2 separate regions of the Homo sapiens genome follow, and region 1 is linked to region 2. A link is a loop called in an ENCODE intact Hi-C map of the cell type or tissue named here. Cell type or tissue: sigmoid colon. All regions are shown on one strand. Links, peaks and the distances in the headings refer to the core of each region. The heading gives the core; the rest is flanking DNA.

Region 1 (4,381 bases), core at 224-4,223, 58 kb after region 2:
GCGGTTGTGAGGATTGAGAGGTAATTCTGTACGTGTAAAACGCTGCGGACGATACCTGGCACAGACTAAATACTCATAAGAATAAATACATTAAATAAACTATGATCATGTATCTTTTGTATGAGGCAAGTGCTGTGGTTGTGTAATGTCTGCGTAACCGCACGGGAAACGTGGGTATTTGCGACCCGTGTGTCTGTGCGCGTGTCTGTGTCTGTGTTGTGGGTGTGTGACTCTTTGTATGTGTTATGTGTGCCAGTGTGTGTTTATGTATGTGATGTGTGACTGTGGTGGGGTTCTGTGTCTTTGTAACCTTGTGTGAAAGGTGTGTGTATTTGTGATGTGTGTGTCCATGTCTGTTTAGGTATGTGATGTGTGCAACTCTGTGTGTCTGTGTATTTGATCTGTGTGCCTATGTCTGTGCTTATGTATGTGTGACTGTGTATATGTGCATGTTATATGTGTCTGTATGTATCAGTGTGTGGTGTATTTATGTGTATTTTTGCATGTGATTTATGTAGCCCTGTATGTATGAGTTGTGTGTGCCCGCATGCATGTGTATGTAGTGTGTCTGTGTGTATCCATGTGAGTGAAGCTTGTGTCCGTGTGAGTGATGCATGTTACGTGTCCGTATACATGCATGTATTATGTTTCTGTGTACTCATGTATGTGATGTGCCTGTCTCTGTGTAGCTGCTGTGTCCGTGTCTATGTTAGTTCATGTGATGTGTGTGTCTGCGTGTGTCTGTGCAATTGCTGTCTGTGCATGTCTGTGTGACGTGCATGTATGTGATACTTGTGTCTGTGGGTATTCTTTGTTGCCCATTTGTCTAGGGACTGTCTGCGTGGCTGTGACTATGAGTGTCAGCATGTCACAGTGGTGTCCGTGGGGATCTTTGTCTGTGGCGTGTGCGTCTGTGGATCTGGGGCTTTACTTTGTCCGGGGCATGTGTGGGTCTTTGTGATGCTTTGACGTTCCTGCGTGGCCGGGTGCATCTGTGCTGGAAGCTGGCCTGCCTGTGCGTTTCCAGTGCGGTCCCTGCGTCTTTGTGTGTGACGTGTACGTGTCCCCGTCTGCTGATGGCTGTCCACCTTTGTATGTGATGCGCTTGTCTATGAGGGTCCCTGCGACGTGTGTCAGCTGTGTGTGGGCTGCGCGTGCCTGACATCTGCATCTTAGCGTGTAGCACATGTGTCCATGCTGGTGGCATGTCACAGCGGTGTCCGGGCCAGGCACCCGTGGGCCCTGCCCCCCCACCCCCGCTGCAAGTGTGTGCCGGTCCCTGTCTGTCCCTCCCCCTCCCATTTCCTCCCCTCCCTCCTGGCAGCCAATGCTACGGGGGAGCCAGTTGCCATGACGACGCTCCATCCTCCCTCCTCCCACCCTTCCTGTGACAGGCTCTCTGCTCCCCCAATCCTGGCTGCCCTCGGGGGCGGGGCCCTCTTTCTCGCCCCCCCCATCCTACCCTCTCCCCCCCACCCCAGCAACCCCGGCTCCCCAGCATCTCTCCTCTGTCCGCCTCTCCATCCCTTCATCCGTCTGTCCCTTCAAAGAGGGGGAGGGGGGTACCTGAGCCAGCAAGCAGCCCCTCCCTCCCCCTGTCCTGCGTCTCCTGCCCCTCTCCTGGGCCGGGAGGAGGCCAGGGTCGCGCGGGTCCCCATGGCTGGGGGCTGAGGGCCCGCCCCCCCCTCCTCCCCAGCCGCCACCACCTCCACCTCCCTGCCATCCTCGACAAGATGCCTGCCCCCGGCGCCCTCATCCTCCTTGCGGCCGTCTCCGCCTCCGGCTGCCTGGCGTCCCCGGCCCACCCCGGTGAGTCTGTCGGGCCATCAGTCTGTCCGGTGGCCCCCACCCCCGCGGCGGCCTCGCTGTCTGCCCAGGGGTCTGTCTGCGGGTCCTGCCCCGTCACCTGGTGCGCGTCTTCCCGCAGCCCAGCAGGGCCCGGAGCGGCGGGGACGGTGCCTCTGTCAGCAGGGCCTGTGGGAGGGAGGCTGGGGGCTGGGTGGGGAGGGGGCTCCGTTTGGGCAACATGTGTGTATGCGTGCACGCATGTGTTTGTGCTGGTGTGTGCAGGAAGAAGGGGAAGGACAGGGCCTCTGGGAGAATTGGGGGCAGAGGACAGGAATACTATTTCTAAGGGGGACACAACACGGGAGGCTGTCTCTGGCTTCTGGAGAGACCCAGGGCTTGCGGAGTTCCCTTCTCTGGGTCTTGGGCTGGGGATAGAGAACATCGGTGTGCGCCAAGCGTCCCTAAAAGAGACAGATCTCAACCCCACAAACTGGGGGGTTCCAGCATGGGGCAAGAATCTTCTCCCAGCCTGCAGCTGAGAGCTAGTCCTCCTCCCCAACGAGGGGTAATGAGGCTGTCCACGGGAGCGTATTTTAAATTCTGCAAGCTCCAGACTTCACTATCACTCCTCTTTCCTTCAACCCTCATTGGAATTCATCCAAGCCTGGGGTGAGGGGATGGGGTGGGATGAGGTGGCGGGGGTCCCAGTTTGGGACGAGAAGAGAGACCCCACCCCCAATCCAACCACTTGGGAAGGCCCCAAACTACAACTCCCACAATGCCTTGGGCCACTCTGCACCTCTGCCAAGGGACCCTGGTCGCAGAGCATCACGGGAGTTGTAGTCCAAGACGTGCCGGGACGGGAGGGGGCATGATTCCGGTATCCAGGGACTTGAAGCTGGGACCCCAGCCCAGCCCTGTGCCCACAGATGGATTCGCCCTGGGCCGGGCTCCTCTGGCTCCTCCCTACGCTGTGGTCCTCATTTCCTGCTCCGGCCTGCTGGCCTTCATCTTCCTCCTCCTCACCTGTCTGTGCTGCAAACGGGGCGATGTCGGCTTCAAGGTGAGGTGCATGAGGGGATTCAACTTGGGGAGGAAGACTCCAGCAAGGCCTTTACCCCCTACACAGGTGGTTGGTGGGGAGAAGGGGGCAGTAAATCCGAGAGCACCTTCCAGCTTGAAGCTATGGCAAGATCTGGAGCCTTGGGATGGGGAAATGGGGGATGGAAATTGGGCTGGGACTGGGAGACAGTTACAAAAATGAAGGGGAGACAAACTTAAGAGAAAGACGATGGCGTGTCTCTCAGCCCTGCGTTCTCCCACCCCTCTTCTCCTCTCCTGGCCCCAGGAATTTGAGAACCCTGAAGGGGAGGACTGCTCCGGGGAGTACACTCCCCCTGCGGAGGAGACCTCCTCCTCACAGTCGCTGCCTGATGTCTACATTCTCCCGCTGGCTGAGGTCTCCCTGCCAATGCCTGCCCCGCAGCCTTCACACTCAGGTACTGCCCCACGCCATGACCAGCATCCCATGGTGTCCCGGGAAAGGCCAGAAGATGTTGAGTGTGTTCCTTCAGGGGCTGGGGCGGTTGAGACCAGCGGCAGCCAATGGGAAAGGCATAGGTGGGAGCGCTGGAATCTTGGAAGCAGCCTATGGGGAGGCAGACAAAGATCATCTTGGTGGAAGCCATTGCTTAATCCAAAACCAGATTTGGGGATTTTTAAGGGGCAAGCGGTGGTGAGATTACCATAGAGCACAGTCTCAGAGGCAGCCAATGGGAGGCTGAAATCACATCATAGGAGCTTGGGATGCCAAAAGGAAGGACTGATTGGATGCTGGAGCCTTGTGAGCAGCCAATGAGGAAGCTGAGATTCTGACATGGAATGTGGGTGGCAGCCAATGAAAAGAGAGTGATGTCTGCTCTGTCTCAGTCCCCACTGACCTGGGGTGTGTTGGTAGCACTCAGGAAGGGGGAGAGACTCAGGGGCTTTCCCCTCTTGCCCTCCCCAGACATGACCACCCCCCTGGGCCTTAGCCGGCAGCACCTGAGCTACCTGCAGGAGATTGGGAGTGGCTGGTTTGGGAAGGTGAGTGGGCTGGGGAGGGGAGGCAGGGCTCCATGGATCCCGAGCTGTCCTCCTGTTCTGTGTCCACACCCCTGCTCTCACCACTTCTCATCTGTCCCTCGCCTCCTCCCCATGCCCCCTCAGCCTCCCATCCCCCCTCCGTCCACCTCTCACCGGCTCCCACCCGCCCCATCCCCGACATCTGTCAGTCAGCGCCTCCCTCCTCACTCCATTGACCACTCCGCCGCGCCACCCGGCTCTCCACGCGTCCGTCCGTCTGTCCATCCTTCCATCCGTCCCTGCGTCCATCGGATTCTGGGCCCGTGAGTGTCTCACCCCATGTCTGGTGGGGGTCAAGGGTGGTGGGATGTGGAGGGAGAAGCTGGGAAGGAGCCGGGGGTTGGGAGCTGTGTGGTGGAGTGGAGCTGGTCCCAGGGGACGGGGCTGGGGAAACGGCACTCGCTGACTCCTGGGTGCCCCTTGACCAGGTGATCCTGGGAGAGATTTTCTCCGACTACACCCCCGCCCA
Region 2 (4,381 bases), core at 85-4,084:
CAGGAGATCGAGACCATCCTGGCTAACATGGTGAAACCCCGTCTCTACTAAAAATACAAAAAATTAGCCGGGCGTGGTGGCGGGCGCCTGTAGTCCCAGCTACTCGGGAGGCTCAGGCAGGAGAATCTTGAACCTGGGAGGCAGAGGTTGCAGTGAGCCGAGATCGCGCCACTGCACTCCAGCCTGGGGAACAGAGTGAGACTCTGTCTCAGAAAAAAAAAACAAAAACAAAAACGGAAAACAAAAACCAGCAAAAACCAGAGTCACTCTCCCTTCTGGGTGTTTGTCCAAGAGAAATGGAAGCCTATATGTTCAAACCAACATCTACACTTGACCCTCATCTACACTCATGTTTATAGCCACTGTACTCATAATTGCCAAACCCTGGGAACAGCTCAAACGTCCTTGCATGGGTAAGTGGATAAACAGCAGTATTCTGTGCCATGCGATACTACTCAGCGATGAAAAAGAACTGGCCGGGCTCGGTGGCTCACGCCTGTAATCCCAGTACTTTGGGAGGCTGACGCAGGCAAATCACCTGAGGTCAGGAGTTTGAGACCAGCCTGGCCAACATGGCGAAACCCCGTCTCTAATAAAATACAAAAATTAGCTGGGTATGGTGGTGCACGCCTGTAATCCCAGCTTTTTGGGAGGCTGAGGCAGGAGAATCACTTGAACCTGGGAGGTGGAGGTTGCAGTGAGCCCAGATCGCGCCATTGCACTCCAGCCTGGGCAACAAGAGTGAAACTCCGCCTCAGAAAAAAAAAAAAAAAGAACAAACCGGCGGTTCCCACAGCCACAGGGAAGGCTCTCCCAGGCATTGCACTGAGTGAAAGAGCCAGACTTGGAAGGTAAACTCTGTGTAATTCCATCTCTGTGACTGTGGTTGGCCAAATCACAGCCTCCAATGATGTTGTCGTCCTAATCCTTGAAATCTGAGACTGTGTTCCACAAATGGCCAAACGGACTTTGCAGATGTGATTAACAATCTTGACGAGGTGGCTCATGCCTCTAATCCCAGCACTTTAGGAAGCCGAGACAGGTGGATCACTTGACATCAGGAGTTTGAGACCAGCCTCGGCAACATGGCGAAACCCCATCTCTACTAAAAATACAAAATTAGCCAGGCGTGGTGGCGCATGCTTATAATCCCAGCTACTCAGGAGCCTGAGGCAGGAGAATCACTTTAACCTGGGAGGCGGAGGTCATGGTGAGCTGGGATCATGTCACTGCACTCCAGCCTGGGTGACAGAGTGAGTCTGTGTCTCAGAACAAAAAACCAATCTTGAGGCCAGGCATGGTGGCTCATGCCTGTAATCCCAACACTTTGGGAGGCCTAGATGGGAGGACTGCTTGAGGCCAGGAGTTCAAGACCAGCCTGGGCTACACAGAGTGAGAACCCAATCTCTTTAAAAAATAAGAAAAAAAAGAAAGAAAACTCCTGGGCTCAAGCGATCCTCCCACCTCAGCCTCCTAAAGTGCTGGGATTACAGATAGATGTCACTGAATCCAGTGAGTTACAATTTTAGATAAAAATTTATCTAAAATTTATCATATATATATATATATATATATATATATATATATATGTTTTTTTTTTTTTTTTTTTTTGAGACGGAGTCTCTCTCTGTCGCCCAGGCTGGAGTGCAGTGGCGCGATCTTGGCTCACTGCAAGCTCCGCCTCCTGGATTCACGCCATTCTGCTGCCTCAGCCTCCTGAGTAGCTGGGACTACAGGCGCCCGCCACCACGCCCTGCTAATTTTTTGTATTTTTAGTAGAGACAGGGTTTCACCATGTTACCCAGGATGGTCTCGATCTCCTGACCTTGTGATCTGCCTGCCTCAGCCTCCTAAAGTGCTGGGATTACAGGCGTGAGCCACCACGCCCAGCCTAAAATTTATCTAACATTTAATCTAAAATTTGTCATTTATCTAAATGCTAAATGCTGCTAGAACGGTGGCGTCAGGGAGGCCCCTCTGGGAACTCGACATCTGAGCAAAGACTGAAGGTAGCGAGAGAGGGAGCGGTGTGTGGGGACCAGAAGGAAGAGTGAGCGCAAAGAAGTGAGTGGTGGGCTGCTGGGATTCTGGGGCCTGAGTGGGACTGGAGCTGGGGGGCCCTGAGCGGCCCACCCTTCCAGGAATGCGATCGGACAGCAGGAGGGATTTCTCAGCAGCCCTGGCGGTGCCGCTGACTCACTGCCAGCGTCTGTGATCAACTCGCCTTTGGAGAGAGAGCATTGCCAAGACTCCCCCACCACCAGCCTGAGCTGGGTTCAATGCGCTTCACTCCCAGGACGCGCCAAGCAGTGTCCCGGCGCCCTGCCCTGCCTCTGTCCGGGCTGTTCTCCCCGCCAGGCTCTCCCTCACTTGGAGCCCATCTGGGCAGGCGTCCCCAGCTCAACCTCTCAGCAGGATGACTCACCCTTGGCCGTGGCGCAGAGATACTCTCTTGGCAGGAGTGTGACTGGCATAACCTCTTAGGGAGATCGTTTGGGAACATTTACAGGATTCAAGGCCAGCTCCTTCTCTGTCTTCAGGGCTTGGGTCTTCCCTGACCACCTTGGCTAAAGCAAGAGACCTCCCACCCCGTGCACATTACTGCCCATCTCCGCATCCTGCTGGCCTCCTTTGCGGCCCTTTTTAATACTTTTTTTTTTTTTTTTTGAGATGGAGTCTCACTCTGTTGCACAGGCTGGAATGCAGTGGCTTGATCTTGGCTCACTGCACCCTCGACCTCCACCCTCCGGCTCCTGGGCTCAAACGATCCTCCCACCTCAGTTTCCCCAGTAGCTGGGACTACAGGTGTGTGCCACCACACTCAGCTAATTCTTAAATTTTTTGTAGAGACAGGGGTCTCGCTATGTTGCCCAGACTGGTCTTGAACTCCTGGGCTCGTGGGATTCTCCTGCCTTGGCCTCCCAAAGTGCTGGGATTACAGGCATAAGCCACCGTGCCCTGCTTATTTTTATTTTTTGGATACAGGGCCTTGCTCTGTTGCTCAGGCTGGAGTGCAGTGATGCGGTCACAGCTTACTGCAGCCTCAGTCTCCTAGGCTCAAGTGATTTTCCTGCCTCAGCCTAGCCTCCTGAGTAGCTGGGACTACAGGCATACACCACCACACCTGGCTAATGTTTACATTTTTTGTAGAGATAGAGTCTCACCACATTGCTCAGGTTGGTCTTGAACTCCTCAGCTCAAGCGACCCTCCCACTTCAGCCTCCCAGAGTGCTGGGGTTACAGGCGTGAGCCACCGCACCTGGTCTGTTGCCTTCTTTAAATCTGCCTTCCTCACTAGCAGGAGAGCTGGGAAGTGGCAGAATTTTTCCCTGTGCTATGTCCTTCCTACCTTCAAAGCCAATGTCCGACACACGGGTAACACTGTGTTCTTTTTTTGTTGTTGTTGAGACAGAGTCTCGCTCTGTCGCCCAGGCATGATCTTAGTTCACTGCAACCTCTGCCTTCTGGGTTCAAGCGATTCTCCTGCCTCAGACTCCTGAGTAGCTGAGATTACAGGCGTGCACCACCACGCCTGGCTAATTTTTGTATTTTTAGTAGAGACGGGATTTCTCCATGTTGGTCAGGCTGGTCTCAAACTCCTGACCTCGTGATCTGCCCGCCTCAGCCTCCCAAAGTGCTGGGATTACAAGTGTGAGCCACCGTGCCTGGTTAAATACTGTGTTCTATTTGCCAGATCCCCGAATGAACCTGACCCCCTAGAAACATAAGGAATAGACAGATGCCCTTGAGGAAGCGCGCAGTGAAATATATCCCAGGGCGATCATGGCAATGATGTTCCAAGAGAGGCCAGAAACAACAGGGGACGGGGTAAATGAGTCTGGACCTGGAAAAACGCTGGAATTCAGCCACTCAAAAGGAGTTTACATCTTGACAGGGACTTGGGTTATACATGCATCTCTGCATCTCTCCCTCTCCCTCTCTTTTTTTTTAAAACAGAGTCTTGCTCTATCGCCCAGGTTGGAGTGCAGTGACACAATCACGGCTCACTGCAACTAGCACCTCCCAGGTTCAAGTGATTCTCATGTCTCAACTTCCCAAGAAGCTGGGATTACAGGTGTGTGCCAACACGTCCCTCTAATTTTTTTTTTTTTTGACAGAGTCTCACTGTGTCACCAAAGCCGGAGTGCAGTGACACAATTTTGGCTCACTGCAACCTCTGCCTCCCGGGTTCAAGTGATTCTCCCATCTCAGCCTCCTGACTAGCTGGGATTACAGGAGCACACTGCCACGCCCAGCTAATTTTTTATATTTTAGTAAAAACGGGGTTTTACCATGTTGCCCAGGCTGGTCTGGAACTCCCGAGCTCAAGCAATCCACCCGCCTCAGTCTCCCAAAATGCTAGAATTACAGGTGTGAGCCA

The links. A loop is a pair of places that touch in the nucleus more often than their neighbours do. Peaks named below come from ENCODE experiments on the same cell type or tissue, not always from the same donor. Only the 100,000 strongest peaks of a DNase experiment are listed, where the experiment ranks them.
Region 1: it touches region 2 in a loop (2.7-fold over the local background); 15 of 110 quality-filtered maps call a loop at or near these places.

The regions. Positions count from the first base shown.
Region 1 is chr19:48,508,929-48,513,309 of GRCh38, reverse strand. LMTK3 (lemur tyrosine kinase 3) reads left to right here and starts at 1,475. Exons shown (of 15, transcript NM_001388485.1): 1 at 1,475-1,809; 2 at 2,718-2,851; 3 at 3,137-3,287; 4 at 3,797-3,873; 5 at 4,341-4,381. The coding sequence starts at 1,734. In sigmoid colon, for the core only: no CTCF peak of the experiment used is centred there; a DNase peak (open chromatin) is centred at 2,599; H3K27ac peaks cover 979 bases; H3K27me3 peaks cover 2,601 bases.
Region 2 is chr19:48,566,572-48,570,952 of GRCh38, reverse strand. All of the region lies in intron 1 of SULT2B1 (sulfotransferase family 2B member 1), which reads right to left. Among named protein-coding and RNA genes, the nearest start is that of SULT2B1, 17 kb to the right of the region's middle. In sigmoid colon, for the core only: no CTCF peak of the experiment used is centred there; a DNase peak (open chromatin) is centred at 2,412.